Regions from separate parts of the Mus musculus genome. Here region 2 is linked to region 1. Evidence: chromatin loops called from intact Hi-C (ENCODE). Cell type or tissue: gastrocnemius. All regions are shown on one strand.

Region 1 (2,500 bases):
ATGGTACCTTAAAGAGTTAAAAGCCAAGCTCAAAGACTCATCCATGAATGAAATCAAAGCTTGACTATAAGTAAGCAGACATCTGAAAGTGGCAGGCACTGTGTGCTAAGAGAAGGGACATGGTAGTATTCGAGATAGGCATAGTGCCTATCCTTAAACAATCTATGAATTAAAAACTATTCTTGGACCCTGAAAGAGGAAGCAGACATGTGGTTGGTTAAGAATGCGACCTAGAAGAGCCATTAGAGTAAAAGTAGGGAGTACCATGATCTGAGAGACAGCCTCACTGAGTTCAGTATGACCCTGTTGAGTTGGGCATGTTGTAATGCCTGCCTCTTCACCACCATCCTGGCCTTCAGGCTGTGTGTGTGTTGTGCTCTAAACAGGGACCCGTTCGTTATGTCTCTCTACCATGCAGGCCAGACCTTTAAGGGCCATCTAAACCAACTGTATATTGCCGTGCTCCCTGTTCCTTCATCCCTATCTCTTTCAATTCTACATTTTCATTAATTTGTTCATTTAATAAACAGTTGATTGGTGCCCTGTGTTGTGAGTTTCCTAGTGAAAAGAGACATAGCTGAGGAAGACTGAGGGGAGACATGATGGCACCACAGAGGTGGAAGATTGCAGATGCCCGTTGAGATCCCATCTGTAAAAGCAGAACGAAGTAAGAGAAAATGGAAAGAAAAATCATATTTTACACAGCACGGTGTTCATGGCCAGGATACCACCTCTTCTCTGCAGGGGTGTGAAACTACTCTCAAAACTGTACTAGCTTGTACTAACCTTGGGAGCAGGGGATTTTAAGGCAAGTCCGATGCAAAAATTAATTCTATTACCATTTCCAGGTACAAGGGCTCAAGATTTTACAACAGGGATGGCCATCCCTCACTGTTGAGAAACATGATACTGCCAGGCTCCGTCACGAGGCAGACTGCGACCTTGCCTCACTAACCACCTACTCCCAATAGTTCTCCACCTACTTCTCTCCAAAACATCCCTTTTCCTTGGTTTTCTCCAAAATTCAGCTATTCCTATACCCAGCCCTCACCCCCTCCTTATTGTGCATCCTGCTGACACCCAGAGCACCCAGAATACAAGTGTGTCAAGTAAGTGACAGCAGAGCTGGCCCTCCCCAGAAAGCTTACCTTTTTCAGGCAAATATGCCCCCAATGGTAGAAGCCAAGATGATGGCAAGGATAATACAGCAGATCATGATCATGATCTTCTTCTGCTCATCACAAGGAGAGAGAAATACATGAGAATCGACATCACTGTGCAGATACACACTTTGACAAAAAGGAGACAGATGGGGCCAGACGTGGAGGGACAGAAGGGACAGGGAATGCAGAAGGAAAACGGATGGATCTGGCTTGTGTAGAGAATGTTTCCAGGTTAGACACTTAGAATCAGACCATGATGTGAGTGTCCTCTCTGCCTTCTGAATAGCATTCTAACAGATATTTCTAGAGCTTCTGCGGCACCAAAAGTTACCACATGGTGGCGCCAAATCACCAAAACATTGCAGAGAGATGGCCCCAGAGCTGTTTTACAATCAGTATAAAGTCATTTATTTTTAAATTAGCAATAAAATAATCAAGTTTACATTTAAAAAATTACAAACAACAAAAGCCCTTCATATGTGGCATTTCAAACTTTCAGCTGGCCTGAAGGAGGAGAGAAAAGGCCTGCACTAAGGGTTGTTTCCCCTCCTAGCCGGAGTCAGTCCTGCCAGACATCACAGCCAAAGGGAGGAAGGCATCCCTGAGGCTCCATCTTGAATGCTGGGTGACTGAGGAGGTACCTTTACAAAGAAAGCTCATAGGCAGTGCCTAGACTAGATTACTACTCATCTATCCCATAGAAACATTAAATTGGGGGGTTATATACCCAAAATCCGGGATACTGGCAGGGACCACCAAAGGTCTGAGGCTTATCACTAACGATTTCCAGGCTATTGCCTCCATGATAAGAATTACAGGAGACAAAAGAAAGCAGGAAGAACTGCTCTAGAGCCTCCCAATTCTTCCGCCAGACAGAAACATCACATGGATAGTGTAAATAACATCAGACGGGTGTGAGAGGTTCTCTGGACAACCCTCTTGTAAGCAACAGATGGAGGTAAATATTACACACTATCTGCTATGCAGAAAACTTCGATGGGAACCAATTTAGTCCTTACTCCAAAGGTCTCATTTGATTCCCATATCAGCAGCCATCCAGAAAACAAGCTTGATGGCAAGGGGGGAAAAAATCACATTTCTACAGTGATTCACTTGAGGTAAGCATATATTCCCTAGCTGATTTTAGCTGCTGCTTACCTTTGTCTTTTTTTTTTTTTTTTTTTTTGAGGTCATAGTATCTTCTAGTTTTCCTACTTCCTGAGAGGCAGACAATTATGTACATATCTCTCACATACATAATTACAAAAGTACACCTGGAACACACAAATGACTGACATTTCCAGAGCCTGAGACTGTAGCACCTTGTCCCTGGACCA
Region 2 (2,500 bases), 43 kb after region 1:
CGGGATGAGGCGGGGGCTTGGGCGGAGGGAGGCCTAGCGCGCAGAGCACCCCTGCGGCCTGGGTTAGGGGAACTAGGAGAAGCCCCTCTCCCACGCCACTTATCCTGATGACCGATCCCCGCAGCCCGGGGCCCGCCTGATCCCCCAAGCGCCGCGGACTCACGGCCTTCAGCTGCTCCAGCCGGTCCTTCATCCTGGCCCAGGTGAGGGCGGCGGGCGCCTTGTCTCAGGTGAGCGCGTCCCAAGTGAGCGGCCTGGAGCGGCGGCGGCTGCCGGCCGGGGCGAGAGAGCTGCTAGAGCGGGCGGAGGCGGGCGGCGGCCGCTCTCGAGGAGGAGCGTCCGAGGCCACCGAGGTCCGCCGCGCCGCCCCCTCCGGCCCCCGCCGGCGCCGCGCTCCAAATCCGGCTACGAGACCGCGCCGGCTCAGGGCTCGCCCGCCCCTGGGCCCGCCCCATACCTGGGCCGCTCCCCGAGCTCCTGCTTAAAGGGCCAGCGCGCTCCAGCGCCGGAAGCATTCCGGGCACACCTTCCCATGCCCCTCGAAAGGCAGAAACAAAAAAAAAAAAAAAAAAAGGCGGGGGTGGTCTGTCTGGCTTCGATTCCGTATTTTCCGCACTGTTCTTATTGTTCGGCCCTCTGCGGACTCCTCAGGTTGAAGACAAGCTGGTTCCTGCTCCCTTTGATGAGGGAAAACGTTCCGATGATGCTCAAGAGATATTCCGCCTTAAAGAAGGGACCTGTTGGGTATAAAATCTGTGCGGTTCGGGCTCAGAGACTTGTTCCCGTAGGGCGTAACTGCAGATGAGATGCCCTGGATCGGGCTGCGGCGAGGAATTTGGGGATTATGATGCTAGTGGTTGTGGGGCCTCTCGAAGTCGTGTAGGCGGTCCAGTCACCTTTTACTAACAATTTGAATAACTTGAGGGAATCTAGGAGAGTCCGTTTCCATAGCTATATAAATCAGAGGCTGCTTAGCAATTTTCTGCTTAGCCTGTACGAGAAAAGAAGCAACTGACTTTTAACTACCGGGCAGAGTTGTAGGATAAAGACGTTTGTTTGATTTGGAAAACTTAAGCCCACCTCTCTCCTCCTTGCTGTCAAGAGCCCTGGGATTTGAAGAATTTTTAGAAAAGTGTGGTTCTTCTCACTGCCCTTCCTCTTCAACGGTGCCCCTATTCCCTTCCCCTCCGTATTTGATTTGGGGATAACAAATGGCGTATCGACCAGAGTAGTGGTCAACAATTGGCGCTAGTGAAGACTTGGTCTCAAGTTCGAGAAGTATCCTCGACTTTGTGTTCAATCTTAAAGGCCATAGATACTTTCTAATTATAACCGGACTTTACCCTCTGCGATGTGCACGCTCCTACTGACTTCCTCCGCTGCCATAAAGGTAGTCAAGTAAGGCAGGGCTTGAGCTGTTAGAGCCAACTATGCGGTAATCAACTCTAATCCTCTATCTGACCTCCGGCTCCTGTCCTGACGCTGGCCCAGCGAGGACTGCGAAAGTTTCCACGCCCCCTGGTGGTCGTAACCCTACAGCTAGGGCTTGAACACCCCCACCCCAGCCCAGCAAACACTTGGAAAACCTTCCGCCACCGAGCTCATTCTCTAGCATCAGCCCTTAGGTTTTCTCCTTTCAGACAGAATCTCCCTGAATTGCCCAGGCAAGCTTTGAACTTGCCATTCTCCTGTTTCAACCTCTCCAGTAAGAGGGGTTACAGTGAAAAACTCTCGAAGTGTGGACGTCTGAAATCTGGACAGAAGTGAGGAAGGAGGATGGATTCATTTTGAAGCAAGAACAAAGGATTCCAGTTAAGACGCGATTGATTTTAGGCTGCAAAAAACGGCCCTGCAGTAAAGAACACTGACTGGAGGACCTGGGTTCAATTCCCAGCATCCACATGGTGACACACAGTTCCAGGGGATGCAACGCCCTCTTCTGGGCTCTGCAGAGGTTACACACATGTGGTATACAGACATAATGCAGGCAAAAACATTCATACAAGTAAAAAAAAAATTTTTTTAAGTCCCAGCAAATTATTTTAAAGGATATAATTGATTTCAACAGGGAAAAAATTGTGACTCTCATGCAAATATAAAATGAATATATTTTAATGTTTTAGCTTATTAGTGAAGCAACCAGTAAGAGGTTAAACTCATTCAGATCCACAGACAAACAGCAGGAAGGCTGGCATGAATAGGTTACTTGATGCAAAACTAGCTCTGGGGATGGGAGAAGAAACCGTGCTTCTCCTGTACACTAAGTCCTTATAATCTCCATGAATAGAAGCACTCTGCTTACTACCGATATCTAATTTACATAGCTGGACAATAGCTGTGATACAATGAAAGTCACAGACTATTATAGAATCAGAAAGGTGCATTAGATAAGGCCACCATAGGATACATAGCATGGAACAGCTTTTTGTTAGTGGTCACTGGTCATTTTAATTTGCTCAGTTTTTCTGTATACTCCCAAGGTAGTACCTTCCATGACTGA

What was found. Hi-C counts contacts between places; a loop is a spot of excess contacts. Peaks named below come from ENCODE experiments on the same cell type or tissue, not always from the same donor. Only the 100,000 strongest peaks of a DNase experiment are listed, where the experiment ranks them.
Region 2: a loop joins it to region 1, with 2.0 times the contacts of the local background. A loop is called at or near these places in 16 of 42 quality-filtered maps.

What each region holds. Positions count from the first base shown.
Region 1 is chr19:11,775,940-11,778,439 of GRCm38, forward strand. Stx3 (syntaxin 3) reads right to left here. Exons shown (of 11, transcript NM_152220.2): 11 at 1,546-2,500. Among named protein-coding and RNA genes, the nearest start is that of Mrpl16, 6.8 kb to the left of the region's middle. In gastrocnemius, a CTCF peak has its summit at 1,504 (motif pointing right); a DNase peak (open chromatin) is centred at 1,501.
Region 2 is chr19:11,818,529-11,821,028 of GRCm38, forward strand. Stx3 (syntaxin 3) reads right to left here and starts at 875. Exons shown (of 11, transcript NM_152220.2): 1 at 164-875. The coding sequence starts at 193. It overlaps Gm41810 (a long non-coding RNA gene), which reads left to right. Exons shown (of 2, transcript XR_003952942.1): 2 at 125-2,500. In gastrocnemius, a CTCF peak has its summit at 1,529 (motif pointing left); DNase peaks (open chromatin) are centred at 9, 384, 1,522 and 1,871; H3K4me3 peaks cover 1,805 bases; H3K27ac peaks cover 1,438 bases.